Regions from separate parts of the Homo sapiens genome. Here region 2 is linked to region 1. Evidence: chromatin loops called from intact Hi-C (ENCODE). Cell type or tissue: gastrocnemius medialis. All regions are shown on one strand. Links, peaks and the distances in the headings refer to the core of each region. The heading gives the core; the rest is flanking DNA.

Region 1 (15,851 bases), core at 2,526-10,525:
CTCAAGTCGATGTTTTTATTTTCATCCTCGTTTTACAGATGAAAGTGGAAAATTCAGACCAGTGACTTGCCACATTCAGAGGAGTAACAAAGATACATAGCAAGTAGGCTGCAAAGCTAGGATTTGAACGTAGGCTCCAATACCTGCATCAGCTCCCTTGCACTGTGCACTCTTCCCTCGCTTGTGTGTATGGTGAGCAGAGTCAGCTCTGGGCAAAATGGTGAAATAAGCCAAGTTTGTCTTTAGTGTCTTCAGACTCCCAGTGTGTCTCGGGGACTCAGTACTACAGTGCCACCTACATGCTGCAACACCTACTATGGCTCCTACAGGCAGCCCATCCTGCTGAGAGCTTCTCCTTCCTAACTCCTCTAAGACCTTGACCTCTGGTTTGTGTTTTCTGAAGGTAAACTGCCTTAACCTAACCTTTTCCAGAGCACATATTATATTTATTGGTGCCTTCCCAGAAAGCAATCTTTAGCTTAGGAGCAGGTAGCTCCCACGGGAGGCATGTAGGTGTTTCTGTGTTGTGGTAAGGGGAAGGGGTTGTCTGGGGGCCTCTATCAAGATACACCATGGAGGCTTCTCCTACAACCAAAGGGTGTTTGGCCCCTTTCTCAGATGGCTGAGGGCCCTGGAGTCAGATCAATAAGCATTTGAATCTTGGCTCTGCCATTCACTGATTGCATGATTTCCCACAGTTAATCTCAGTGAGCCTTCGTTTCCTCCCCTGTAAAATGGATCTAATAATAGTTCTCATCTCCTAGACGTGTTGTGAGGATGACATGAGATAACACACTTACGGTGTCCAGTACAAAATAAGCATGTAAAAATGTTAACTGTTCCCTTAAATCAATTTTTAGTAGTCTTCTGCCTCACCCCCATAACCATCCAGGTCTCTCTTCGCTTCCTTGTTTCTCTTTTCCTCTTCTCACCAACAAGTCTCTTTCTTCAAAGTCTCCCTTTCCTTTCCCAACTCCCTCCCACCAGTACGCTCAACCTTTGGCAACCCTCTGTCCCACACTTTCCAGGTCAATCCCAATTTCAGATAATCTCTCTTGATATCAAACTGCATGACCTGATTTGAATCGGAAAACAGAGTGAAACAGAGTCCCTTGCTCTGAGGAATGTTGCTATGGTCTATCTTAGATCAAGAAGACAAGAGCTGCCTTGGCAGCCCTACATCATAATCTGATGAGCATGAAGAAGGCTCACCTTGCCTATAAATATTTGTTTTTTGCCTATGAGTGATGCCAGAAACCGTCATGGTCGGCATACAATTCCTTTGAGTCAAATTGCAAGGTTTGTCTGTCAGGGTTGCCTTGGTAAGGCAGGGTTATTATTTATATCTGAGTGCAAATTCCTTGATCAGAGCCTTTCCTGTCAGGGAGAGGAGACGGAAGGGTTCCAGGGAGCCTACTCCCCACGGAAGAGGAAGGCTGTGCTAGCATGGATGGGGTATGTGAGTGTGGGAGCTCAGCTGACTGAGAGCTGTGTCCCCGGCTCCATTTTGCCTAGGGGCGAGCCCTGTGTGTTGCAACAGATGTGTGCTTTGGAATCACCAAGGTTGGGAAGCCAGGCCTCAGAGGGAGTGGCTGGAGGCTGATCTCATCCTGAAATGATGTGGGCTTGGATTCCCAGAGGGTGGAGAGGAGGACCAGTCCAGAGAGAAGGACATGCTTTTGGAGGGAGGTCTAAAGACAAAAAGAGGGCTTTAGTTATTTTTTGAGCTTAGGTGTAGGTGATGGTTGGGGGTAAGTGACAAAAGAAAATAGGTCCTGAAAGGGGGGTGTCTCCTTTCATGATTAGGAACAGAAGAATGAACTCAAGGACTGCCCCCTTTTCTTCAGGAAGCAAACAACTTCTGAGGGTGTGACAGGGTTCACTGGGTGTTCCCCTTTAAGGGAGGTTAGCCCCTACGTGAAGCTGCTTGGCTGGTAGAGGATAATTGGGTGTTCCCCAATCCAGATAAGCAGAAGCTCAGGTGCCCCTCCCTGTAGGCTTTTCAGCTTTCTTTATCACTTGCTAGGCAGGCCCTGCCATCCTTGGGAGTAGGTATGAGAGAGGGAGTTGAGAGGCCAGGCTTTCCCTGCCCCTGTTCTTCACAGAACACAGCTGAAAAAGGAAGGCCAGAGATGTGACACCCCCCAGCCCCAGGGATTCTACCACACATTGCAAACCTCACAGAGGATGCTTATTCTACAAAATTTGTGGGCATATTCATAGGTACTATGGAGCTAAATAATTTGAAAACAATAACAAAACCCATTTACTGATTATTTGGTTAATAAAGACCTCATTCCTTCAAAGTATGTTGCTAGGAGCCACTGAAAGTGGACTTGACCTGAGGAGCAGCAAGGAGCTTCCTCCTGCTGTATACACAGACACACACAGACAGACAGACAGACACACACACACGCATGCGCGCACACACATGCACATGCCCGGATCCTTCTCCAAACACGTCCATGATACCAGGGCAGCAGAATTGGGGCACATTAGAGACACAGGCTCTGCCCACATTCTGAAGCTCCCTGTCATTCCCAGGTCTTGGTGCTTGGCCAGACTCCCCTTACCCAGACTCATAGCCTCATAGCTATCATTCCAAAACCCCAAAAGCTCTGGAAACTGAGAGCCTTTGTACGTTTATGACAAACTCATTTGGCAGCGCAACTTGAACTGACATGAGGTTATTTATAGTCTTTATTTTTCACACCCTGTGTGAATATTCATGTGTTTTTGCTCCAGAAATATCAATGTACTTGATTACTGGGTACTGCCTCAGACCCCACTGGAGGTGATATATATGTGCTGTATACACCCAATCGCCTTTTAAAAGTCCAAAGCATTCTGAATTCCTTCAATTATACTAAGCCTCCCACTGTCTTATAATGATCTGTTTGGCATGTCTCCCTCATTAGCCTGTGAACTTCTTCTCCAGTGCTCAGCACACAGTCCAGCATGGGGTGGAAGCTCGACTAATGTTTTAGGAATGAAGAACGAACAGTCTTTAGTGATTCCGGAGACTTGTTGTCATGTTCTTTCTTACATCTAAACTAAAGTACGTCATGCTACCATTCGTTTATTCTGTGCCATCAATAGCGAGGAAGAACAGTTGGTCAGGCTCCTTCATTTTTTTTCCTCTTGAGGCTAAATCGTCCTTATAATCCTAATACCTTTAACCTTTTCCCCTAGATCCTCTTTTCCAATCCCTTAATCGTCTTCATTGCTGTCTTCTGAAGTCTTTACAGGTTCTTTCCTTCCGAAATTGTGGCCTAGTGCTTAGGATAGGGCTGCAAAGAGCCCAGCTATTACACATAATAGGCCTCTGGTTTCTATGGTGCTTTTCCGATCAGTTTCATTTGGCTGGGCTAAGAAGCTTTGCCTTTAAAAATACACTCGCAGGACAAACTCCAGGGGCATGAACAACTTTCACCTGAGCATGCTGGTTGGTAATAGGAAGGGAAAATAGCACTGTCTGATCATAAGAAACTGTAATTACGAAAGCTGAAAGCAACAGGTAACACATGCAGTAGGCACCTGTATACAAAAACCACTGTTGATAATTACGGTACCTCAGCCTATTATTTTTACCTTGGGAGAACCGGCCTTGTTTGTGCGCATCATGTGCCTTTTCTCTCATAAGGTTGCTAAAGGCCATTTCTGACCACTTCCCATTAAATTCAGGGAGTGAACCTGACTCTGTCAGGGTTGCTGAAAATCACCGGATTAAGTTAAACTCACTAATTAAGCCTGTTAGACTTCCTGTAACTCACGATTTTTCTTGGCATAAGTAAAAACATTTCACTCAGAGGCAAAATGTGTTATATTAATAACCAGGAAACAAGAAAATACACATAGTAGCATTTTCGGAAGCAAATTCTGTCATCCGCATTCTGTTGAAACGGCCATTGTCATTTCTCCTAATAGCCTAAAGTGTTTACTTTTGGGGTGGAAACTATACATACTGTGATGGAGATTCAGAGATACGCTTTTGTCAGTTAAATTCGAAAAATATATTCAGGTGTGCTTGTTGTGTCCCCCCCCCCCCCAAGCATGAGTCAGAGCCTTTCATGGGGTTTTGTGTAAATGTATTTTCTAAGAGGTGCTGTTGGGATTTTGCATACAGGTCATTCTTTTTAAAAAGGTCACGTTGCAATTTTTCTATCCTTTCTTGTGTTGTTATCCCTCAGGGAAGAAGATGTAGAATGCCAAATTGCAAAGGGAGCTTGTAAAGAGGGGAACATTAAAATTGGATAACCAAGAGCTCCCAGAGAGGGCCTCAATGGCTGAAAGGAGCCCCTTCTGAGCAAATGGGTAGCAGCGTAAAAGCCAAATTAACCTGGGAGGAGAAGGTATGGAACTTTTGGAGAAACACTTTGTTTACCTCACCATCTTACCATATCCAGCTGGCTGTTTCTCCAAGAATGTTAGTGCTCCAGAAGGGAGGGAAACCTGTCCCCACTGCTAATAGAAGAGGCTGAAATTTTCTTTCAGAGTTTCCAGATGTCCTTGGCAAATGCTAGCAATAGTCATTCTCTCTCTTTTAATAATTATAATAAGCTGCTTTTTAAGGGAACATTAACTGTGTGGTAGGCTCTATGCTAAGTGTTTTATATAAGGTATCTCTATTAATCTTCACTATGATCCTTCCAAAAAGGTATTGCTATTACCCTCAATTTCCATAGGAGGAAACGGGCCCAAAGAAGTTAGACAACCTGGGCAAGGTCACCCAGCTAGTAAGTGGAGGAGCCAGAACTTAAACGCAGATCCACCTGACACCAACACCTGGTTCTGAACCATGGTGTGCAAGTCCTTGTAAAGTCAAACAGTCTCTTTAATAAGCTTGACTATATTTTCTCTTTTACCAAATCACAGAACATCTGGTCTGCTTAATTTTATGAGACTGTAATTACAGCAATGAAAAGGATGTTAGCCTACTCTGAAAACCCTAGCTGAAGGGCTTTCTATTGCTTTGTTTAGAGATTTGTTCTTTTCTCTCCACCTCCACCCCCGACTCCCCAAATTGGATAGTAAGTTCTTCAAGGAAGGTTCTGGAAAGTGGTTTTTTTTTTTTCTTCAAGTTCTGTGTTACATGTGCAGAACTTGCAGTTTGGTTACTTAGGTATACAAGTGCCATGGTGGTTTGCTGCACCCATCTACCCGTCACCTACATTAGGTATTTCTCCTAATGCTATCCCTCCCCTAGCCCCCCACGCCCCACAGGCCCCGGTGTGTGATGTTCCCCTCTCTGCTTCCATGTGTTCTCATTGTTCAACTCCCACTTATGAGTGAGGACATGCGGTGTTTGGTTTTCTGATCTTGCGATAGTTTGCTGAGAATGATGGTTTCCAGCTTCATCCATGTCCCTGCAAAGGACGTGAACTCATTCTTTTTTATGGCTGCATAATATTCCATGGTGTATGTGTGCCACATTTTCTTTATCCAGTCTATCATTGATGGACATTTGGGTTGGTTCCAAGTCTTTGCTATTGTGAATAGTGCCGCAATAAACATAGGTGGGCATGTGTCTTTATAGCAGCATGATTTGTAATCCTTTGTGTATATGCCCAGTAATGGGATCGCTGGGTCAAATGGTATTTCTAGTTCTAGATCCTTGAAGAATCTCCAGTGTCTTCCACGATATTTGAACTAATTTACACACCCACCAACAGTGTAAAAGCATTCCTCTTTTTGGTTCTGGAAAGTCTTATGCTCCTCTGCTTTCTATAGTTCTCATAGTGCCTGGCATGTAGTGTGTGCTCCATAAATATTGACTGATTGATGAATGTGTGGATGTTTCATGCAATAGTTTTTGGGTTGTTCAACACCATTTCTTAATGCTAAGCAAACAGGTTAGAACCTTCAAGATGTCTGTTGTCTTAATCTAGTTGCTTGCACTGAGGTAACTTTTTAATATCATCTCTGCACAGGAGCTGAATGCCTTCTTTGGCACCTGGATGATTGATTGTGTTTTCTCCTTTTCCTCGGAAAGCTCTGGTATTGCGCAAACGCTGCTTTAGGTGATTAACAATGCCGCCAACTTCACCAGTCACCTTTGCAGACAATTCTTGAATTTTATAGGAAAGTGGGAACCTGTTTAAGTATAGTTTCTAGTTAATTCTGCTTCCCCATCCTGGTTTGCTCAATGCTACATAAAAGATTTTCTTTGTGGAATGAGACAGAATAGAAAAAATAAAAATACATTCTCAATGGCTGGGTGAAGAGAGTCCTTGAGATTTTACCAGCTTGGTATTTCTCACTGTTGGAACTTCAACCCAGGATGCAGATTCATCCTAGTGAGCCTCACAGGAAACTCTGCCTTGGTCTAGAAGATACAGTGCAAATATATAGGATAGGACAGGTAAGGTCAGCAGAAGCCACTTTTCAGCACATACCATGTGATTGCTAGAATAATACAAATAACAACCATTTACTAGCAGATTACTATGTGGCAGGTACTGTGCTAAGCATTTTCCAGACATTCATTATTGTTGCCATTTTTCCAGGTGAGCAAACTGCAGCTCAGAGAGTCTAAGTGAATTTCTTTGTCTTTAAGCAGTATGAGATAGACCCTGGACTTGAACTCAGGTCCATCTGATTCCAGAGTACATAGTCCTTTTGCTACAGTGCTTTGCAGGGAGCTGTGCTGGCTTCTCAAATGGTTTGGGGCTATCTGTGTGAGGCTGACAAGAAAACTATTTAAAGGCTGGTAGAAGAGGGCCCTAACAGAAGGTCTGACTCTCATTTTCTTTCTATTTGCAGAAGATAATTCTTTCCTGTTTCAATATCAGAAGGGGATCTAGCTGAAGGCAAAAGGCCACAGGGTTCTGGTGAGGCACAAGTTCAAACCTTGCTGTAGTTGGACCTGTTCTACTGACTATCAACGGCCTGGGTCTGTGGGTGATCATAGTGTCAGGGGGCTGGAGATTGGAAGTTCAGAGTGGAAGAGCTGGCATATGCCGCAAAATGCACCCTGTTGGGATGGAGCAGGAAACTCAACTGCAGCTGAGTTTAGTGGGGCACCCAAAGAGAGTGGCAACAACAGGTATCAATTTAGAGAAGCACTTGGCTTTGGTGAAAGCAGAAGTCCTGCCCAGCCTAGCTGAACTGAGCAGGAGCAGGTGAGGCTTAGGAGTCCTGCCAGGTGCTAGTAGCAAGGATGGGACTCTAGTCCTTGGAGGCAAGGGTGAAGGAGTTGGGAGCCTGGGAAGAACCAGACAAAATCCCAGTTCCACAGAAACTGAATGACTAGACTGGTGGCTCTCAACTGAGACAATACTGCCCCCTAGGGGACTTTTGGAAAATGCAAGAGGGTATTCAGAGGACTGGAAATGGGGATGCTAGATGTTCTCCAACGCCCACGACAGACTTGCAAAATGAAAAATAGTCTAGCATCCCGAATAATTTTTGAATGTTCTGCTGGACTTCCATGGAGCTGAAAACTGCTTTTCTAATTATCTAAACTTTTACTATAAATGTTTTATACCTAAGCATAAAGGGTTTTGCTTCCCCTGCCCCGACCCCACAGTTTTAATCAACTATTCTGTAAAGATATGGAAGATTACATGGTTACAGAGGATCACACAGACTCATTCACCATTTCAGGAAATCATGTCAACAATTGTGATGTTGCTTTTGGAATTAATCAATATAACATATCAGTTTGTGTCCATAACTGTTGCATTCATGGGGATTCTATATAAAGGCACAAGCTTCTGACTACTTCATTTAATCATTCAATGTAGTCCTGTGTGAGCATTTACAGAGTTAAATACATAGTGTTTTATTATGTATTGCTTTATTTTCTCTTTATGTGGCAGGACATATAGCTATCTTTTTGAACTTATGCGTGTAGGTAGGTTATAGTACCTAGAAATTTAATTTCAGGATAGTAAAGGGGTGAAGCAAAAGCAGATTTATTATAAAAGAGAGGATGTTAAGTCTGATAAGGTTGAACACCACTGTGCTAGCCTGATGGCTTCGTGAGGGCCAGGACCATGTGTTTTGCTTCCGTTTGGCCTAATTAACTGAGGTGCTTATAAATAATGAATAATGAATGTGGATGCAAGCACACAGCTGGAGTCAGGCATGTAGGTCAGCATAGTCGGGGTATATAAAACTGGCAGGAGATGGGGACTTTTTTTTTTGAGACGGGGACTTTTGATCACCAAAAGAAGGCAGGATCCCAGTTATCAGAAGAGAAACCATAGTTCAGAGTTTGCCTCAAAGCTAGAGCGTCCTAATGTCAAGGCCCAGGGCTTCCTACAGTCCTCTTATCTTGAGACATGCTGGAGCCAAGGGACTGACGTCAGATGGTCCCAGTGGTGAAGAGAGTTGTGTTTACATTCTCACTTGCTGGTATCAATCGTAGGGGCCCAAAGACCTCACTACCTAAAAAGAGGGCTGTTTTCCAGCTTAGCTGTACCTCTTTGCATTGTTTTGTCTGGCCAAGACAGAGAGGATACCAGGGAAAATGAGGCTCGAGTATTGTACGTATAATCTGTCAATGCCCTCCATGCCCCCATTAGGATCTCAGGCTGTCTTGGCCTTCAGGCAGATCCAGCTCCCCCATTTTTCTGTTGTTGCTGCTGCTGTTTTTTTTTTTTCACTCCCCTGATCCCATCAATAATACGTGTACTCCTTCCTTCTGGGTCCTGTCCTCAAAGGTAACTGCTAAATATCTGACAAAGGAATGGCTAAAGCCTTCAGGGCTCCTGATAAGAGAATGGGCTCCCACTTAGCAAGAAGGGCAGGGGGCAGCACCTCACTTAGAGATATGGTACATAAGTACAGAGGGAGGTATTGAACCACCTGTTGTCAGGAGCAGAAGGGACCCTGAGGTCATCTGGTTCACTAGATCCCAAACCTGGCTGTACAATGGAATTACCAGGAATGCTGTTGAAATACAGATGCAGTGTGGCTCCTAATCCTCAGAGTCTGATTCAGTAAGTCCGAGATGAGGACTTGAATTATCTGCATATTATTAACAGTATCACTGGTGATTTTGATGAGGAACCCAGTTAGGGAAACCACTCAGACTGACTTTCTCGTTTTATGGGTAGCCAGCTGAGTCACCGACAGGGATGATGACTCGCCTCGGGTCACAGAGCAAGTCATGGCAGAGTTGGAAATGGAACTCAGGGTTTTTCCTCCCCTGTATTGGTGGTGGGACGATCTGACATTATTAGTGTGGGAAGAAGGACCTTAAATTTCACTGTACAAGCTGCTGCTCACTCTGCCTAGAGGTAGAGGACAGAGGGCATCTTAAAGGTTGTTTTTCGTTATAATAAGCAGTACATTTACTTCAGAGTTTGGAAGTGAATCAACAAAATACCCATCAAGATTAGTAGGACAAGAGGAACTCGCCAATATCTTTGACGATGTCTATCCATAGAAAGCCAAGTGAAATAATGGAGGTAATTATCCACCTATTTTCTTTGAACACTTTGACCGAAAATCTCCTGGTAACTGAGGGAAAATAGGAGCTTTTAAAAATTGTTGTCTCAAGTAGCCTGAATGACTTCAACTCCCACTTTACTTTTCTTTTTCTGTGGAGATGCTCTCCCAGATGCTTGTCTCCTGGGGGTAGCAGCTTTCCACAGACAAAATGTCCACAGCTTTGGGAAGCATGGAGGGAGAAGGGAAACATTAAGTGAAATGGGATGTCAGGTCAAGCTGCGTTGGTGGTGATGTAGTCACCTGTCGTTTCAAGATAACCTTTTGGATCCTAGATATGTCGTAGCTGGGGCCTTGGGACAAGTCCCAGCAGCCTCCAAGCCACAAGCTTATCATTTTGGCGCAATTCAAGGCAGCCTCCTTGAAAAGCTCCACGATGGCAGCTGCTCCATCAGCAACTGGATGAAAACAATGCCAAATCTCTTTATTTAAAATTAGGCACTTCCTATTTTGGTTCCTAAATGGCAAATCTATCTGCTCTCTGCCTCCAGTCTTCTGTGTCCAAAGCTGCCTTAATGTGAGGTATTTCAGCAGCGATCAGCAAGTGTCTTCCTATTTATAAGCAGCAGAGCTGCCATGGGTCACTGCACTTGTATCTCTGAGCAAGAGAAGTCAGGGGGCCTATTGGAAAGGAAAAATACTGTGGCCTCCGACAGTGAACCTTGGCGTGGGTCAGGGAAGACTGTTCAAGTGCACCAGAGAATGGAGCTGTGATGAGTTCAGTTTTGTATCACTGGCATGGAAGTCAGTAGCCTCAAGATCTGGGAAGAGTTTGGTCACCACTAATTTGCTACATGACCCTGGGCAAGAGTCGTCCCTTCTCTGGGCTTCAGCCTCACCATTTCTGGGGAAAAGGATGCACCATTTAATACATGGTGCCATTTACTGTGACAACCGGCCTGCCACCAAAATATAAAGCTGAATCTTTATCTCACTCCTTATTCCAAAATATAATCCAATTAGGTCAGATTTAGATGTTAAAAAGAGAAACCATTAAAAGATTAGAAGAAGGCATAAGAGAATATTGAGGTAGGGAGTCTTTGCAAAGCAACGAGAAACTGTAGAATCTATGAAGAAAAAGAATGATAGATTTGACTATGCAAAAATTTAACAACCTGAGTATGGTGAAAGATATCTCATGCAAAGTGGAAAGGCAACATATAAACCAGGATAAAGTCACAACATAGAAGGAAGACAATGGTTTATTATTCAGAATACTCCACCAGCTCCAGTGTAAGAAGTGCATTATTTTCTTTACAGCACTTACCATGATTTACAATGACATGATTTAGCTACTTGTTTTTCTATTATTTCCTCTGCTTACATGTTAGCTTCATGAAAGCTCAGGTTTTGCTTACTCACTATTATATTTCTAGTGCTAGACTGGTGCCTGGCATACAGTAGGTACTCAATAAATACTTGTTGAAGGAAGGAATAAACGAGCTTCTGTAGACCAATGAGAAGATAATGAACAATTCACTAGAAAAATGCTCAAAGAATAATGAACAGGCAATTCACAGAGGAAAGGCAAAGGGCCTATGCCCTATTAAAAGGAACACCAATCAGTAATAATTAAGAAATGCAAATTAAAACAATATTGAGATGATTCAGATGTCAGCTTTTACCTCTCAAATTGGCAAAAATTTAAAAGGTCACTAAAACCCAGGGTTTGTGAGAATCTGGTGAAACAGCACACTCATTCACTCTTGATGCACATCTGGAGGGCAACTGGAAATGTTATTTGAGTCAGCAATTCCTGTCTTAGGAGTTTACCTTTGCAAAATGCTCCATGTATAAGGATGTTCATTTAAACATTATTTGTAAATAGGAGCAAATTGAAAAAACTAAATGACCTCGGTGAAGGACTGGTTAAATCATTTATAATACATCCCAATAATGACATACTAAGCATTACTATGCTAATGATTAAGAGTTTGAGCCTTGGTTAGACTGCCTAGGTTTGACTTCCTCCTCTAGCTTTTATGAGCTGTGTGACTTCGACCAAGTTTCTAACCTCTCTGTGCCGTTTCTCATCTGTAAAATGGGAAAAGTAACAATTCATGAAGTTGTGAAGAGTAAATGAGATAATTCATATGAAATATTCAGATAGGACCTGGCACAGAGCATTTAATAATTGCTACACATTACTATTCCAACTACTAGTATAATGATGACAATGACGATGTAGCCACAAATAAAGACAAGCTAGATCTTTAAATACTGATGTGCAATGATATCTCCAATATAGTATTGTGATAAAAGCAAGTTGCAGAAGAGTAAGTATAGTAGGATCTGATTTTTGTTAAGGGTATTATATGTTACACATACAGGAAAAGACTGGAAGGATAGACAGACTGTCAACACTGGGGAGTAGAATAGGAGAGGTAGATTTTCCCTTGAGCAATAATTAGAGTTGTTTGAAACTAGCATGTGCTACTTTTATAATAAACAAAAGATGTAAAGGGAAAAAAAAGCTCCGTTTGGAATTCCGAGGACAGTTAATCCCACCAGGCTTCACATCCCCCAGTTCTTGGCCACAGCCCAAACGTTAAGCCTCCCTGCTCGTCATCTGTCCTCTCCCATACCATCCTCATACTGCTCAGTGCTCCCATCCCTGCCACCCCGACTCATCCACCTCCCCACTACCGCCCTCTCTCACTCTTCTCAGTACCCTCTGGAAGCCCCCACCTTGCAGTAAACAATTCCCCCTACACCCTGGATAAATTTTACAGAGCACTATTGTCTACCTCCGGGCCTGGAAGTGCTGAAACCTGAGTCTCCACGGCGGATCTCACGGCTTTGCCACCAGCGCCCTCTAGTGGACACTGTCCACACTCCCACACTACAGGCACCCTAGGGCTGGGAGGTGGGGTCTGTGCTCTAGCTTCCCCTGTTTGCTTCCAGGCTGTTAGTCCTCCGTCCTCAGCCAAGAACTCCTCCTTCTCATGCCATCTGGCTACTTCTCTCCTCGTTGACGCTTCTTTATAACCATCCCCTCCTGGTCAACCCCCCCCCACCCCCACATTCAACGAAGAGTTCGACATCTGGCTCATTGTCTTCTTCTCCACCCCAAGTCCTGACATCATTCTGGGTGAGTTGGACATCCGTGATCCATGTACAGGACACACTCTCATCCTAGCCTTACCATGCTTCATCATCAGTCAGAACCCCCTACCATCTACACCTTGCTGGCTGGCCTCAACGCTCTTCTTTTTACCTCAGGAGGCTCTCCAGTTTTTTGAGCCCCCTCCATCCATTTCTTCCATCCCATCAGCCCCTTTCACCTTACTACCTTCCCTCTCCATCCTGGAACATGATGATGATGATGATAAGAATAACAACTAATATGTATGTGCCAGGCATATACTACCCATCTTATGACATCATTTCAGTAATCTCATGTTATCCTCACAATAACTTTATGAGGAAGATACTATTGTGGTTTTCCTTTTAATGAGGTGACTGAGGCTCAGAGAGGTTGAGTGACTTACCCAAAGTCCCACAGCAGAGATGAGATTTGAAGTCAGGTCTGTTTGCTTTCAGAATCTTGCGTATATCCCCAATTCCCTTGCCCTGTGTCTTTCTGCTGCATCCATGAGGCAAAATCCTAAGTCTGGATAAATTTAACTGACAGTTTCCTCCTCTGTGCTTATGCCCAGATGGAGGAACATTGCTGGAGAAAATCCCATCACTTTGTTGGTTAGTCCCACCAGAAAGTCATAGTTTCCAACCTCAGCGGGGCCCTCAACTCAGCTAAACAATCCTTCTAAGTAACTGTCCTGACAATAGCACTTGCAAACTTTCTCCACTGCCCTCTGGAGTCAGACTGTCTGGGTTAGAGTCTGCTTTGGCCACTTCCATGCTCCATACCATGCCAGCCTTTAAGAAAGGGTGAAGTGGAGGAAAAAGGATGAGGGGAAAGGGGAAGTGATATGTATCGAGTGTCTTCTAGGTACCAGCCACTGTGCCAGGTGCTTTGCATGCAGTGTTTCATTTAATCCTGCCAGCAGCCCTGCAAGGGCAATACTCTTGTTATTTTTGCTTTACAGAGGAGGAAGCTGAGGCACAGACAGGTTAAGTCACTCACTAACGTGACACAATTTGTATGTGGAGAAGCCATCTCATTCGTTTAGACCTTCCTTATCTTGATGAATTATTGTGACAAGCTGATAAATGGGTCCCCTGTTACCTATCTCATGCCCTACAATCTACCTTCCATTCTGTTGCTGGGACAATCTTTCTAAAATGCACATCTGACAGTGCTACTACTCTGCTTAAAGTCCTTCCAGAGCTTCCCCTCAGTCTTCAGAATGAAACAGAAACCTTTGATCTTAATGATTTGGCCCTGTCCTTCCTTTCTCACTGCATCCACTACCACTTGCCCATGCAGTCACACAGTACTATTTTTGGCCACCTGATGACACCTTGCTTTCTTCTGAAGAAAGAAGAAAGCATATATATATATATTCTCTGCCTCCCCATCCTCCACACCCTTTCCTGCCCACTTTAAATGCTCCTCTTCTGTGCTTTCACAGCATTCATGTTTATCCCAGTGTGTTATAATTTCCTGCTGTCTTCTCTGTTTCCCCCATTAAACTGGAAGCATCTTGAGAACTGGGATTGTGCCTTAGTCATCTCTGTACTCCCCAGGGCCGTAGCACCAGAGCCATGGTTAAATCTATGTTTGTTGAATGACTGAATTAATGAATGAATAGAGTGAATGAGAGAAGAAAAAGCTCTCACTTGGAAAGTTTAGTGACATGAGCTGTATGGTATCTGATTCTTGGCTGAAGCTGCTGCAGTTTTTCCCTATGACTACAGTGCTATAAAAATATGTCTGCACATGGATAAAGACTGGAAGAGAACTTTCCACACAAAACTAAGAGTTGTGTTAGAGTGGTGAGTGATGGATGCTTTTTTCCCCATTTTCAAAATGTTCTTTAGTGCTGCTTTTGGATTGTTTTGGCAATGTAGCAGACATTGTAGAAATGGAATTTGGGGCTCCCATGGAGGAATCGACAACCAATATGTATTGATGCCCAGTGTACTCTGCTGGGTTCTGGGTGCTGTGGGGAGATGGGTGGGTAAAGGCGACTCATTCTGACTCAGGTTTGCATGGTCAGGAATCTTGCCAATTACGTTGGATTTGCTGGAATAAAAAGATAACTTTCAAGAATTTTCCAAGCTCCTGGGTTGAGGTATTTCTTTTCTCCCAAAGCTGGGCCGCAAACAAAGATGGCTTTTGTTTGCAGTAAAATACTCATTCCTTCAATTTTGTCCTGCAAAGTGACTTCTATAGCTTTGGGAGTCAGGTTTGCTGAGTGGGGAAACTGATTGTCCATGCTTCATTGATTTAGAAATGACCAAAAATGTTTGCCTTTTCTGGCTCTTGAATAAAATGTTTAGGAATTTCATTGGCAAAATGATGAAATTGTTCCCTTTACTGCTGCAAGACTTCCAAAACTATATATCGTGGGTTAACTTAACCCAGAAGAGGCAAAAAAAAAAAAAAAATGGGAAGCAGACTCAGATGATTAACACTCTGCCTTAATTGGGTGCTTACTCACTCTGCCGTGGCAAGGCACTGTGTTCTGGACTTTGGAGATATCTCATTTAAAACTCTCAACAGCCTGTGGGTAAGGGACTGTTATTGTTCTCATGGTAGAGATGGTCAAACTGAGTTTCATAGAGGCTCAGCTCTGAAATCATGAGACCAGGATTTGAAGCCGAGTTCAGCTGGTTCCATGGGCACACACTAACCATTTGGCAACAGTGCCTCTAGACTAGTCTGGCTACAAAGGGACAGAGGTATGTATTTATTTTGATTTAACGAACCGTTGTTTAATGTTTACCATGTCCCGGGCACATGGTAACTGCTTTAAAAATGTTAGATTATTTACTTCTCATAGACAACCCTGTGAGGAGGTACTATTATTAATATCATATGACAGGTGGGAAAATGGAGGCACAGGGGTGTTGAATCACTTGCCCGGGGTCACTCAGGCTAGCATGTGACAGAGCTAGAGTTACAATCCAAGTGGCCATGTTCAGGTGTGTGGCCCATTACCTTGACTCTGTGCTGGTTAGCATGCTACCCCCTGTGCCCTGTCTGCATAGCTCTGGCTCAGAAACACTGAAGACATGGGCCTCTTTTTGTAGTTTTGTAACAGATTTGTACTTTTTAAAGTATTTTCCACCATTAAAGCCATACGCTCTGCTTCTAAGCGTCCTGTGGGGTTGGTGGGAAGGGTGAAAACATACTCCTGTCCTTCTATAGCAAGACTAGCTTAGAGGCAAGGTGGCCCAGTGGTTAGAGCATGCCCATGGTGCCAGTGAACTCAGCTTCAAATCCTGGCCTTATGATTTCAGAGCTGAACCTCTCTGAATGTCTGTAT
Region 2 (15,851 bases), core at 3,174-11,173, 62 kb before region 1:
GAAGGGAAGAAGAGTGATCTTTAAACACAGAAGTACCAGGCAGTGAAATTTTGAGTTTTCCTCAGAAGTACAAACAATGAGTGGACAGACAAGAAGCCAGGGTGGGAGAGACCTTTCATTGGGTGTGACCCTTCATTTCCAGTTCTACTTGAAGATTTTGCTTTAATTAACACAAAGGTGAAGCTCAGATTGTAGATGGCCTGACATTGCTTATGATCAGCCGTTTTTCTAAATTATCTAAACCTCATTATAATTATACATATGAAATGCCTGGTAATAAAATTGCATAGTAATTACACAGCCCGTAACATCAGTATTCAACCTGCAGGCTCCAGCTGCCCTCTGATATTCATTATAATCAGGTTTCGCCTGTTTACAAATGGCAGGGGAGGTAAATCCACTCAATGGATTTTGTTCTGGAATCTGTATGCCCTCCAGGGTCAGCTGAAACTCATAGAAAATTGTCCTTTAATATTTGAATCAATATACATGTATCCAAACCATATCCTTCTTCTTCATCAACTCTCTAGTTCTGGATACCTAATTAGATTCATCAATTCCTCCATAGCCTTCCTGAGAGAGAGGAGAATTAAGCAATGGGTCAGCCAGGGAACTGCCTGGGGTGCCAATTTAAAAGGGATGTTTAAAAATCCCTGGAATAAAACATAAATATGGTGCTGCATACCTTGGGTTTCTGCCAGTACTTCCTAAAGTAATTGGTGAAATGAAAATTGGCCACTTCTTTCACCTAAGGAGGCTGGGACCTTTGAGTAAAAAATTAAAAGCAAAAGCAAGCCAGTCCTCACTGGTGCCAACCACTCTATTTTCGTGACAAGCGCGTGCAAGTTAAAGGGTGTGCCACCAACGGTGAGATTAGCAAGATGGGAGTTGCTGAAAGTAGGCAACTCTCCACAATCACCTGATATTGAGAAACAAAATACTGCATGTTGCAATGCTCTTTATCAAGAATGAAGGGTTCATTTCCTTATCTAAATTTTAAATCCTCTACTATACCTTCCCCAAAGTTACCTGGTTTGGAGAATTGCAAAAGGACACTGAGGACAAAATAAAAACTACAGAAAAGTGGAAAATGGTTTGTTGTAAAAAAAAAAAAAAAAAAAAAAAACAAAAAAAGGAGAAATTCTAAGGTCTTTTGAATGTGATTTTATTTAACTTATTTATTTATTTTTATTTTTATTATTATTATTTTTTTGGAGAAGGAGTTTCGCTCTTGTTGCCTAGGCTGGAGTGCAACAGCACGATCTTGGCTCACTACAACATCCGCCTCCTGGGTTCAAGCGATTCTCCTGCCTCAGCCTCCCGAGTAGCTGGGATTGCAGGCATGCGCCACCACGCCCGGCTAATTTTGTATTTTTAATAGAGACGGGGTTTCTCCATATTGGTCAGGCTGGTCTCGAACTCCCCACCTCAGGTGATCTGCACACCTCAGCTTCCCAAAGTGCTGGGATTATAGGCGTGAGCCACCACGCCTGGCCTGAACGTGATTTTATAACTATATACCTGTAAGTTATCTGATTTTATAATTATATCCCTGTAAGTTACTGCCATTATATTTAGTTTTGAGTGACAAAACAAACAAAAGAAATGAAAGTAATAAATCAGTAATTTAAAATGCCAATTTAGGATTTTTTGCTGTAGTTGAAGGCAAAACATACACACACACACACACACACACACACACACACACACACACACACACAACATATTGGTTAAGCTCATAGGCTCAGATGTGAGCCTACCAGAGATTAAATCCTGGCTCCACTACTTACTAGCTGTGTGATCTTGGCTAAGTGACTTAAACTTTGGGCCTCATCTATTAAATGGGGATGATGATGGTGGTGGTGATGATGACGATGATGACGATAACAGTGCTCACCTCCTAGGATTAAATGAGATAACGCATGTAAAGTGGTTAGCATAGTTCCTGACATACGGTAAACACTCAATAAATGATAGCTATTATTGTTATAAGTGTAGGTAGTGAATTTTTTATTTCAAACATAAGGAAAAAAGACATACACTATTTAAAATAGAAACTCAGTCTCTCCCTACTCTCATTAAGTAAATGTTGACCAAATATTTTAAATATATGCAGGTGAAGAGGCACCAGAACATAAGCCTGCCTGGGGCATCCACATTGTCTCATCCAGTCTTGCTGAGGAGGGCAACTGTGGTACAATCAAAAGAATGCTAGATTTTTAGAACTGGAAAATCTGGCTTCAGGTCCCATCTCTGCCACTTAATAGTTACTAGTGTGACCATGAACAAATCATATAACCTCTCTGAGTTACAATTTCCTCATATGGAAATGAAGATACCTATGTTATAGATGGGTGGTGAGGACTGGAAAAGGTTGTATGGAAAAGCATCTGGCACATATTAGGCATTCAGCAATTGTTTATTGACTCTGAATCACAGAAAGAAAATAATTCAATGGAGATTTTAATACTTATCTGTCATCAAGGATGATGGCACAAGTTTCTGAGCAGCACTGATTTTGCCTCAAACTAGCTTCTGCCATTTCTTGTGAAAAGGTCAATATTACTGTCATATCCATAAGGCTCCAAGATGTAATTGTGTATGCCTGCTAAGACTTTTTAAAACAGGGTGATAGAGTTTGGCTTAAATGCCAGCACAGACCTTTCTACATAAATGTAGTACTGAAAAAGTGCTGAAATATTCCAAAGATGCTACTATTAATACCAACTTCAAAAATGATGAGGAAGTTGATGGCAGCAACTATAGTAACATGTTTTAGTTTTTTATGTTTTGTTTCACTTTGTTTTAAGTCACTGGCAAGATTATAGTCCAATTTGTCCTCTATTGACTACTGAACAATATTGTTTGTGGAACATTCCTGGAATCTGTTTGACTGTAACATAATCTGGTTTTGTGTACATAAAATTAGATTTAATACAGAAATAGGAGAAGTGAACAGCATCAAAATAATTCCAGAATACTCATAGGCCTTATAAAAATATTTGACAGCATTAGCTGACTTCCACTCTGATAGTTACGGAGCAAATTTAGCAGTCTCTAGAAGCTCTTACTCAAATATATAGTAATCCCCCTTTATACATGGTTTCACTTTCAGTGGTTTCAATTACCCACAGCCAACTGTGGTCCAAAAATATTAAATGGAAAATTTCAGAAATAAACAATTCATAAGTTTTAAATTATGGACGATTTTAAGTAGGGTGATGAAATCTTGCACCATCCTGCTCTGTCCCCTGAGACATGAATCTTCCCTTTGTCAGGGTAACCACGCAGTCTAAACTACTCACCCATTAGTCACTTAGTAGCCATCTCAGTTATCAGATCGACTGTTGTGGTATCACAGTGCTTGTGTTCAAGTAACTCTTATTTTACTTTATAAGTTCCCCAGACTGCAAGAGTAGTGAGGCTGGAAATTCGGATATGCCAAAGAAAAGCTGTAAAGTGCTTCCTTTCAATGAAAATGTAGGCCAGGCTCGGTGGCTCACGCCTGTAATCCCAACACTGGGAGGACGAGGCAGGTGGATAGCTTGAGTTCATGAGTTTGAGACCAGCCTAGGCCACATGGTGAAACCTTGTCTCTACAAAAAATACAAAAATTAGGCATAGTGGCACAGGCCTGTAGTCCAAGAGGCTTGGGGGGCTGAGGTGGGAGGATTGCTTGAGCCTGGGAGGTCGAGGCTGCAGTGAGCTGAGATCGTGCCACTGCGTTCCAGCCTGGGTGACAGAGTGAGACCCTGTCTCATTTTTAAAAAACAGAAAAAAAAATAAAAGCTAAATATTCTCAATTTAGTAAATAAAAAAAACTTTTATTAAAGTATATTGCTATAATTGTTCTATTGTTATTAATCTCTATATTGCCTAATTTATAAATTAAACTTTATCATAGATATGTATGTATGGGAAAAAACATAGTGTATACAAGGTACAGTACTATTTGCCATTTCAGGCATCCACTGGGGGTAATAATGTCAGACAGATGACAAAGTAATGTATAAAGAGCCTTTTAGAATCAATAACTAAAAGACCATTAAAAAAGTGGGCATACATTAAAATGAATATTCTTTTTTTTTTGAGACAGAGTCTCACTCTGTCACCCAGGCTGGAGTGCAGTGGCCGCAATCTCAGCTCACTGCACCCTCCGCCTCCTGGGTTCAAGTGATTCTCCTGCCTCAGCCTCCTGAGTAGCTGGGATTACAGGCACACGCCACCACGCCTGGCTAATTTTTGTATTTTTAGTAGAGACGGGGTTTCACCATGTTGGTCAGGATGGTCTCAAACTCCTGACTTCATGATCTGCTTGCCTTGGCCTCCCAAAGTGCTGGGATTACAGGCATGAGCCACTGCACTTGGCCTAAAATGCATTTTCTAGATGATTGAATAACAATAGTCCTTTGCTATGAGATAATGACTTGGTTTATGGCCTTAATATACTACTTAATTACTTAAGACATTTATTAATAGAATGATAAATGCATAGAGTAACCTGTAAGCATGACATACTTTTGCTTTCAGTAGTTTCATGTAAAGAAAAAAACTTGAACCAACCAAAAAAAGTCCAGGACCAGAAGGATTCACAGCTGAATTCTACCAGGGGTACAAGGAGGAGCTGGTACCATTCCTTCTGAAACTATTCCAATCAATAGAAAATGAGGGAATCCTCTCTAACTCGTTTTATGAGGCCAGAATCATCCTGATACCAAAGCCTGGCAGAGACACAACAAAAAAAGAGAATTTTAGACCAATATCCCTGATGAACACTGATGCAAAAATCCTCAATAAAACACTGGCAAACTGAATCCAGCACCACATCAAAAAGCTTATCCACCATGATCAAGTGGGCTTCATCCCTGGGATGCAAGGATGGTTCAACATACGCAAATCAATAAATGTAATCCAGCATATAAACAGAACCAAAGACAAAAACCACATGATTATCTCAATAGATGCAGAAAAGGCCTTCGACAAAATTCAACAGCCCGTCATGCTAAAAACTCTCAATAAATTAGGTATGGATGGGACGTATCTCAAAATAATAAGAGCTATTTATGACAAACCCACAGCCAATATAATACTGAATGGGCAAAAACTGGAAGCATTCCCTTTGAAAACTGGCACAAGACAGGGATGCCCTCTCTCACCACTCCTATTCAACACAGTGTTGGAAGTTCTGGCCAGGGCAATCAGGCAGGAGAAAGAAATAAAGGGTATTCAATTAGGAAAAGAGGAAGTCAAATTGTCCCTGTTTGCAGATGACATGACTGTATATCTAGAAAACCCCATTGTCTCAGCCCCAAATCTCCTTAAGCTGATAAGCAAATTCAGGAAAGTCTCAGGATACAAAATCAATGTGCAAAGATCACAAGCATTCTTACACACCAATAACAGACAAGCAGAAAGCCAAATCATGAGTGAACTCCCATTCACAATTGCTTCAAAGAGAATAAAATACCTAGGAATCCAACTTACAAGGGATGTGAAGGACCTCTTCAAGGAGAACTACAAACCACTGCTCAATGAAATAAAAGAGGACACAAACAAATGGAAGAACATTCCATGCTCATGGGTAGGAAGAATCAATATCATGAAAATGGCCATACTGCCCAAGGTAATCTATAGATTCGATGCCATCCCCATCAAGCTACCAATGACTTTCTTCACAGAATTGGAAAAAACTACTTTAAAGTTCATATGGAACCAAAAAAGAGCCCGCATTGCCAAATCAATCCTAAGCCAAAAGAACAAAGCTGGAGGCATCACGCTACCTGACTTCAAACTATACTACAAGGCTACAGTAACCAAAACAGCATGGTACTGGTACCAAAACAGAGATACAGACCAATGGAACACAACAGAGCCCTCAGAAATAATACCACACATCCACAACCATCTGGTCTTTGACAAACCTGACAAAAACAAGAAATGGGGAAAGGATTCCGTATTTAACAAATGGTGCTGGGAAAACTGGCTAGCCATATGTAGAAAGCTGAAATTGGATCCTTTCCTTACACCTTATACAAAAATTAATTCAAGATGGATTAAAGACTTACATGTTAGACCTAAAACCATAAAAACCCTAGAAGAAAACCTAGGCAACACCATTCAGGACATAGGCGTGGGCAAGGACTTCATGACTAAAACACCAAAAGCAATGGCAACAAAAGCCAAAATTGACAAATGGGATCTAATTAAACTAAAGAGCTTCTGCACAGCAAAAGAAACTACCATCAGAGTGAACAGGCAACCTATGGAATGGGAGAAAATTTTTGCAATCCACCCATCTGACAAAGGGCTAATATCCAGAATCTACAATGAACTCAAACAAATTCACAAGAAAAAAACAAACAACCCCATCAAAAAGTGGGCAAAGGATATGAACAGACACTTCTCAAAAGAAGACATTTATGCAGCCAACAGACACATGAAAAAATGCTCATCATCACTGGCCATCAGAGAAATGCAAATCAAAACCACAATGAGATACCATCTCACACCAGTTAGAATGGCGATCATTAAAAAGTCAGGAAACAACAGGTGCTGGAGAGGATGTGGAGAAATAGGAATGCTTTTACACTGTTGGTGGGACTGTAAACTAGTTCAGCCATTGTGGAAGACACTGTGGCAATTCCTCAGGGATCTAGAACTAGAGATACCATTTGACCCAGCCATCCCATTACTGGGTATATATCCAAAGGATTATAAATCATGCTGCTATAAAGACACATGCACATGTATGTTTATTGTGGCACTATTCACAATAGCAAAGACTTGGAACCAACACAAATGTCCAACAATGATAGACTGGATTAAGAAAATGTGGCACATATACACCATGGAATACTATGCAGCCATAAAAAATGATGAGTTTATGTCCTTTGTAGGCACATGGATGAAGCTGGAAACCATCATTCTCAGCAAACTATCACAAGGACAAAAAACCAAACACCGCATGTTCTCACTCATAGGTGGGAATTGAACAATGAGAACACTTGGACACAGGAAGGGGAACATCACACACCGGGGCCTGTTGTGGGGTTGGGGGAGGGGAGAGGGATAGCATTAGGAGATATACCTAATGTAAATGATGAGTTCATGGGTGCAGCACACCAACATGGCACATGTATACATATGTAACAAACCTGCACGTTGTGCACATGTACCCTAGAACTTAAAGTGTAATAAAAAAAATATATATATATATATAAAAAGAAAAAAACTTGAAAATAGTAATACCTGAGGACACATGGGAACAACAGACACTGCAGAGGGAGGGTGTGGACCAAGAGCTGTAAAACTACCTACTGGGTACTCTGCTCACTACCTGGGTGACGGGATCATCCATACCCCAAACCTCAGCATCACACAGTATACCCAGCTAACAAGCCTGCCCATGTGTTCCCTGAATCAAAAATAAAAATTGAAATAATTTTTTTAAAAAGAAAAATACAATAGTATTACCCATAGGACAAAATTTGTACTATTAGCAATAATTATTTTGTGTCTCATTTAGAAACAATTTGACTTTTGTTCCAGAGTTTAAATTTTGACAAAAATGGTTTTGAATAGATCTTTATAACCTGATGCCATAAATACAAGGTTCTCTGATACCTTCATTTATTATATCAATATTGGGCCTAAAACAGTATTCTGTAAAGCTTAAGTTGGTATTAACTATGATCATCTTGATGTCTATGATAGATAATAAACAAGGTCATACATACCTTACTAAGCAATTTTGGTTTTTCACCAACATTTTATTCTTTAAAAGATTTACAGTAACACAATTATTTAGCATTTCAAGTTGTGTGCTTTATTTAGCAAGTGAGAAAAAATTGGAATATTGAAGTATTTGCATAAAAAATCAAATGGTAGTGTTTTATAATCTCTATTGTATTTCCTATTAAATTTTTATATGTTACTTTCCCATTGTTCCTGAATTTGTTATCCTGTATATAAACAGAAACATGGATGAGTCAAAAAAAAGTGGACATAGGCTATGAGTAGATTATTCAAAAAGGAACTACAAATGGTCATATAATCAATAAACATATGAAAAAGTGTCAAATATCACTAGTATTCAAAGAAATAATAAACCACAATAAGTTACTAGTTTTCACTAATATGATATTGCTAAATATCATTTTTTAAAACTTGCACACTAAGTTTTATTGTATGCTGCTGCCAATGTATATAAAACAATTACCCTTGTGAAGTAGAAATTCATAAAAATTCAGAGGTAGATGTTAAGGACAGACAAAAGTAGAATTTTGTATATTACAGCACATGTGTTACAGGGATAAGCTTTTGTACAGGCTTCAAATGTATCTCTCTTGAATATTCACTGGATCATAAGAAGTGGTTTGGGAAACCTTTGAAAGATTCATTGTACTACAAAAAGGAACAGACTTTCTGGGGTCTGAAGGGATTTGTACTTGAAGATACTCCAGTCAGCAGAGGGTCATGTTGAGCATTCTGCAGACAGAATTGTTTCAAGTCTGCAGCTGCCTGGGAAACTTTTACGCTGTTGAGCCCGGCCTCCAGCTGGAGCTGTTGAACCACTTTCTTCGTAGCGGCGACGCTGGAGAAGCCAGACATGGTGAACGCGGGGGCCGGGCCGATTCGTGGGTCGGTGGGTCGTGGGCCGTGGGTCGGCGGGGCCGCTAAATATCATTTTTAAGATGCTATTAGAAGGGCTCAGGAATACCAGCATTCCTATACATTGATGATACAAACTTTATAGCAGGCAATGTGTGTATTGGTACCTGACATATAGTATTCCCTCAGTAAATATTTCTTCAATGAATGAATAATTTTGTTGCTGACATTAAAATAAATTTTCAGACATTTTGACAATGTGCCTTGGCACAATGCTCTGAATTCATAAAAACTGCCACTGAATCTTACTATTGTTGGCTCCCAACCTTGTGGAAGTTTATAATGCCCTGCTATTGTTAGCTTGCTTTCATGCCATCTTTCCCCTTTCTTCGAAATGCTGTATGGCATATATATTTTTAATTAAAGTGCCTCATGTATAATTTTGTTTTGAGATATTTTCAAAAAAACTCATGGTGAACCTCAGGATAATTGTAGCCACCTTAGAGGGTTGCAGATTTTGGGCTGGGAAGCAGCCCATCTTGGCAGCCATCTGTGTGATGCTTTTCAATTGTTAGTTCTTCGCTAATTCTGTAATGTATTCTTCTCACAATGTGAACAGATCTTTTCTGTCAATAAGGAAAGCATAATTTTGTTAATGATAGGTAAGCACCTTATTATCTGTATTTGGCAGGCTTAGACATATTGCTGTCTTTTGGAGAAAAACAGCTGTTTCCAGATGTTATTAAAGCAGGCATTACCACTGACAAAGCTTTCTCACAAAGTATCTTACAACAGTTCTGTGTGCTGTCAGAGCTGCTTGTAACAAAAATTCTGTGGGAGTTAGGGCCCTGTACTTTCTAATTGCTAAGTGCTTTGATTACAACCTCCTGCTCAGATATTACAGTGAGTGACATTTCCATCTATACACATGATTCCATCTATACAGATTTTCTTCTCTTATAATCACATGGCTTCAGTGTTATGACACTTCTGATCTTTGTGAATACTTGCCCAGAATTCTGACACTTCCATTAGTAGCACACAGACAGTTTGGACCTGTTGGAAATTGACACAATGTATTTTGCTTATTCTGGAAGCATTAATTTTAATTTCTCTTTTGTGAATTTATGTATGTAAACGTAATCATCTGACTACATGGTTACCTTTTTTTGGCATTTCTCAATTATTTTGGCCCATTTCTCATCCAAAAGAATTATTATTATAGCAACTTCTCAGTACAAAAGATTAATTATTGTAGTAACTTCAGTGCTCTTTTTCCACCAGATCAACAGTTACTTTGTATTTAATAAGCTTTTCAAGGCTTTTGTTGAACTTACTGATTTCGACTTCAGTCTTCTTTTTCATTTATTCTTTCAACACTAGAACCCACCAGGAAAAATTATTTAAAAGCTGGTAATAATTTAGATGACTTGTTTTTCCTTCTGACCTATCTAAAGAAGTCTCTTTTTGACTAAGTACTTAGCTTTCCATTCTGTCCCTATAACCTAGAATTCAACAAAACACTCACGATCCATGCAAACTATGAATTTGCTTTAAACTACACATTTACATACTACATTGTTAAACACAGGCTTTGAGAGAAAAAGCACACTGCAACTAGAGACTTATGATATTATCTTGAGAGCAATTATTAAAGATTTTTAAAAAGTAAACCAGTGATACTTCCATCTCTTGGGTTATTGTATTGCTATTAAGAAGAATGAGGTAGATTTTTATTCAAATGGAAAGATATCAAAAATATACTGTCGAGTAAAATTAGAAAATCACAAAACAATATATAATATGGTATAATTTATGTAGAAATATATATGTATGTGTATGTGTTCTTATGTATAATTCACATTTATGTATATGCATAGAAAAAGGTCTGGATGGATATAAGTCAAATTCTTTTCCTTGTTGCTAACCCTAAGAAAGGGGAAGTAAAATGGGCAGGGAAATGCATATGAAAACAGGTTTTTACTTTTCACTTTTTGTAAAATTTGAATTTTTCACAAGTATATATTACTTTTAAAAAACTAAAAGCCCCTTATGCCATTTGCTGTTATCATCCCCAGGCCTGAACTGTTAAATGAGCAAAAGAAATTCAGTGATAAGATCTCATTGGCCTTAAAAGAAGAAAATAAAAATAAAGTAACAACAATAATAGTTGCCATTTGTCCAACAATTATCTTGAGTTAGATATTTCACAGGAATTATCTAATGCATGCCTTATAATAACCTTGAAAAGTAGGTTCTGTACCCGATTAGGTATGAAAAAACTAAATCTCAGAGAGATTAATTCGTCAGAGGCCACATAGCTGGTCTCTTAGCCTGTTGAGGCTGCTATATCAAGAATACCCCAGATTGAGTGGCTTAAACAACAAACATTTATTTCTCACAGTTTTGGAGACTGAGAAGTCCAAGATTGAGATTAGGGTGCCAATGTGCTCAGTGTGGTGCAGGCCTTCTTCCTGGTTTCCTCACATGGCAAACCCCATTACCTCCTAACCCCAGTTGCCCTCTCAAAGGTCTGACCTCCAAATACTACCACATTGGAGATTAGGGCCTCAACGTATGAATTTTGAGGCAAACAAAGTTCAGTTCATTTGTGTTTTTATACCAAATTCAGCTGGTAAAAGCAGTTGGGCAGGAATTTCAACCTGGATTTATCTGGCTCTTAAACCTGTGTTGTTATTACTGAACAACATAGCCTAATTGGAAGTACATAAATGGAGTTTACGATGGTGTCAGGGACTGTTTTTAGTATTTTTATACTGTTCTTAGTACTTTTTGTATATAATAATTCATTTATTCCTCACAACAATTCTGAGTTAGGTATTATTATCATTATAGTTTTATCATCTTAATTTTTCAAAATGAGGAAACTGAGATACATACACATTACTTGTCAAATGTGTAAGAGGCAGAGCAAGGATTTGAATGAACCCAGGCAGTCTTATCATACATGCCACTGCATCTCTAGGGATCATGTATAAGAAAGTCCTGTATGTGTCTCCCATTTCGCATTCTCCCATCAAGGAGATTAAGGAAAAGATGACGTATACCGGTAGAACACAGACTTAATCAAGCTAAATAAAGTCATGGCTCAAAGAAAGCCTGCCATCTTATGTTTTACAAATGAATTCTTAAGTATCTATACAATTCTCAGTAGGCTATCTTTCAAAAACACTTCCATCTGAAGTGAAATGTTCCCAGTTTGAAATCCAGAATAAGGTATAGGTCTGTCTCTTAAGGCATTCTCGCCCTGTTTTGAGAATATGAAACAGAAGAATTGTGCCATACCAGAAGAGAGAAAATAAAAGTGGGCCTGAGGTTTCCATCTTTGGTGAGGGGCTTCTAGTTTCAAATAAAGTTCACCTTACTCTTCAACCTGATAAAAAGCACCTATAGAGACCCAACAGATAACATCATACTTAATGGTGAAAGACTAAAACTCTTCTGCTAAGATCAGAAACAAGAGGAGGATGTTCACTCACCCCACTTCTACCTAACACTGTACTGGAAGTTCTCAACAGGGCAATTAGGGAAGAAAAAGAAATAATAGGCCTCCAGTTTGGAAAGGAAGAATTCAAATGATCTCTATTTGAAGATAGCTTGATCTTATACATAGAAAACCCTAAAGAACCCACAAAATAACTATTAAAGTAAATAAAAGCATTCAGCAATTTGCAGGAGAAATATACAAAAATCAGTTGTGCTTCTACACACTAGCAATGAACAATCTGAAAATAAAATTAAGAAAACGATTCCAGGCTGGGCATGGGGGCTCATGCCTGTAATCTCAGCACTTTGGGAGGGTGAGGTGGGAGGGTTGCTTGAGCCCAGGAGTTTCAGAACAGCCTGAGCAGCATAGTGAGACCCCCGTCTCTACAAATAATAATAAAAAAAATTAGCTGGGCATGGTGGCACGCACCCTGTGATCCCAGCTACTCAGGAGGTTGAGGCAGGAGGTTCACTTGAGCCTGGCCAGTTGAGACTGCAGTGAGTCATGATTGCACCACTACATTCCAGCCTGGGCAACAGAGTGAGACCCTGTCTCAAAAAAGAAAAGAAAAGAAAAGAAAGGATTTCATTGCATCAAAAGAATAAAATAGGAATAAATGTATCCAAGAAAGTGTAAGAATGTACACTGAAAACTATGAAACGTTTTTGAAAGAAGTGGAAGAAAACATAAGTAAATGGAAAGAAATTCCATGTTCGTGGTGTGCAGGAGACAATATTGTTAAGACAGCAATACTACTCTAACTGATCTATAGATTCAACACAATCCCTATCAAAATCTCAGTGGCTTCTTTGCAAAAAATGACATGATGATCTTAAAATTCATCTGGAAATGCAAGGGCTCCAGAATAGCCAAAACAATCTTAAAAAAGACATTAGTTGGAGGATGCACACTTCCCAATTTCAAAACTTACTAAAAAGCTACAACAATCAGTATGGTACTGACATAAGGATAGACATATAGATCAGTGGAATAGAATGAAGGGTCCAGAGATAAACTCTTACATTTATGTTTGATAGATTTTCATCAAGGGCACCCAGACATTTCCACGAGGAAAACAGAGTATTTTTAACAAATAGTGCTGAGACAACTGCATCTTCACATGCAAAAGAATGAGGTTGTACCCCTTCCTCACACTATATACAAAAATTAACTCAAAATGGAGCAAAGATCCAAATGTAAGGGCTAAAATTATAGCACTATTAAAAGGAAACATAGATGTAAATCTTCATAGCTTTGAATTAGGCCATACTTTCTTAAATAGGACACCAAAAAACACAAGCAATAAGAGAAAAAAATGATAAACTGACTAAATCTTAATTAAAAACTTTAATGAATCAAAGGAAATGAAAAGACAACCCAGAGAATAAGATGTGAAAGTGTTTGCAAACCATGTTTGATAAGTACTTGTATCCAGAATATATAATTCTTACACAACTCAATAAAAAAAGACAACCCAATTTAAAAACAGGCAAGGCAAAAGATCTGAATGTATGTTTCTACAAAGAAGATACACAAATGGCCAATTAGCACAAGAAAAAGATGTTCAGCATAATTGTTAGAGAAATGCAAACCCAAACCACCATGAGATACCCCTTCATACCCTCTAGGGTGGCTATAACTTTTTTTAAAAAGAGATAATAACAAATATTGGCAAAGATGAGGAGAAAATGGAACCTAAAGGGAATATTAAATGGTGCAGCCTCTGTGGAAGATTGTCTGGCATTTTCTCAAAAAGTTAAACATAGAGTTATTATATGACCCATAAATTCTATTCCTAGGCATATACCCAAGAGAAATGAAAATACATGTTCACACAAAAACTTGGATATGAATGTTCATGGCTGCATTATAGCCAAAATGTGGAAACAACTCCAATATCCATCAACCCATGAATGGATAAACAAATGGTGGTATACCCATACAATGGAAATGAATGGAATACTGATACATTCTACAACATGTAATGAACCTTGAAAATACTATTCTAAATGAAAGAAACTAGTCACAAAACCCATCTATTGTATGAGTCTATGCATAAGAAATGTTTAGAATAAGCATATCTATATTGGCAGGAAGTCATTTGGTGGTGCCCTAGGGGTGGGGTGGAGAGAGGGTTTGCCAGGTAATGGGAGTGACTACTGATGGGCATGGAGTTTCTTTGTGGGGTGCTGATAATGTTCTAAAATTAATTATGGTGATGTTTGCACAACTCTTTGAATATACTAAAAACCATTTAATTGAACACTTGGAATGGAGAGAGTATATGGTATGTGAATTATTTCTCAATAAAGCCTCTTTAAAAATTTCACCTTGAATTACTCATGCAGCTGCCAAGTGTGATTAGAAGCAGTGGAATAATTAATAAGCAGTTCCCCTAAGTCTTTCAGACAGATAACTGCCACATAAATTAATTCACCCAACAAATATTTATTGAACATGCACTATGTTAGCCACTGGACCAAACAGAGAAGGTGGAAAAAAACTGCCACCATGAAGCTTACATTCTGGTAGAAATAATAACAAAAACTTATAGCATTCATTATTCACTTAGCACAATGCCAGACATTGTTGTGAAACGTTTATATGTCTTCTGATTTAGTCTTGGTAGGTTGCATTTTTCTAGGAATTTATCCACTCGTTTTAGGTTATCCAATTTGTTTGTGTATGGTTGTTCATAGTAGTATCTTATGATATTTTGTATTTCTGTGGTATTAGTTGTAATGTCTTCTCTTTCATTTCTGATCTTGTTTATTTGAGTCTTCTCTCTGTTTTTCTTTGTTAGTCTGGCTAACAGTTTGTCAATTTTATCTTTTTAAAAAACCAACTTTCAGTTTTGTCAATGTTTTCTAAATTTTTTTAGTCTCTATTTTGTTTATTTCTGCTTTAATCTTTGTTATTTCTTTCCTTCTGCTAAGTTTGGGCTTACTTTGATCTTCTTTTTCTAGTTCCTTGAGGTGTAATGTTTGTTTATTTAAGAGCTTTCTTCTATTATGATGCAGGCATTTATTGCTATAAACTTCCCTCCTACGACTACTTTTGCTGCATCCCATAAGTTTTGGAGTGTTATGTTTCCATTCTTGTTTATCTCAAGATATTTCAAAATTTCCTTTTGAAATTTCCTTCTTTGACTCATTGATTGTACAGGAACATATTGTTTTGTTCAATTTCCACATATTTATGAGTTTTTCAAGGTTCTCCTGTTGTTGATTTCTACTTCCATGCCAATGTGGTCAGAAAAAATAATATAATTTCAATCTTAAATTTGTAAAGGCATGTTTTGTGGCCTAACATGATCTATCATGGAGAGTGTTCCATGTGTACTTGAGAATGATAGAAAACCTTAAAGACTCTACCAAAATCTGTTAGAACTGATGAACAAATTCAGTAAAGTTTCAGGTTACAAAATATGCAAAAATCAGCAGTGTTTCTATATACTAACAATGAACTATCTAAAAAAGAAATTAAGAAAATCCTATTTATAATTGCATCAAAAAATAAAATGTTTAGAAGTAACTTTAACCAAGTAGGTGAAAGATCTGTATAGTAAAAACTATAAAATATTGATGAAATAAATTGAAGAAAACACAAATATATGGAAAGATATCCCATGCTCATGGATTGGAATAATTAGTACTATTAAAATTTCCATACCACCCAAAGTGATCTACAGATTCAATGAAATTCCTGTCAAAATTCCAGTGTCATTTTTCAC

What was found. Hi-C counts contacts between places; a loop is a spot of excess contacts. Peaks named below come from ENCODE experiments on the same cell type or tissue, not always from the same donor. Only the 100,000 strongest peaks of a DNase experiment are listed, where the experiment ranks them.
Region 2: a loop joins it to region 1, with 3 times the contacts of the local background. A loop is called at or near these places in 8 of 110 quality-filtered maps.

The regions. Positions count from the first base shown.
Region 1 is chrX:110,401,053-110,416,903 of GRCh38, forward strand. The region is part of intron 1 of RTL9 (retrotransposon Gag like 9); the gene reads left to right. It also overlaps a transcript of AMMECR1 not described here. Among named protein-coding and RNA genes, the nearest start is that of RTL9, 50 kb to the left of the region's middle. RefSeq lists an enhancer at 6,976-7,025. In gastrocnemius medialis, for the core only: a CTCF peak has its summit at 7,288 (motif pointing left); no DNase peak of the experiment used is centred there.
Region 2 is chrX:110,338,300-110,354,150 of GRCh38, forward strand. GNG5B (G protein subunit gamma 5B) reads right to left here and starts at 8,674. Exons shown (of 1, transcript NM_001396022.1): 1 at 8,155-8,674. The coding sequence starts at 8,610. The coding sequence ends at 8,404. It also overlaps a transcript of AMMECR1 not described here. RefSeq lists enhancers at 3,146-3,295, 3,306-3,365. In gastrocnemius medialis, for the core only: no CTCF peak of the experiment used is centred there; no DNase peak of the experiment used is centred there.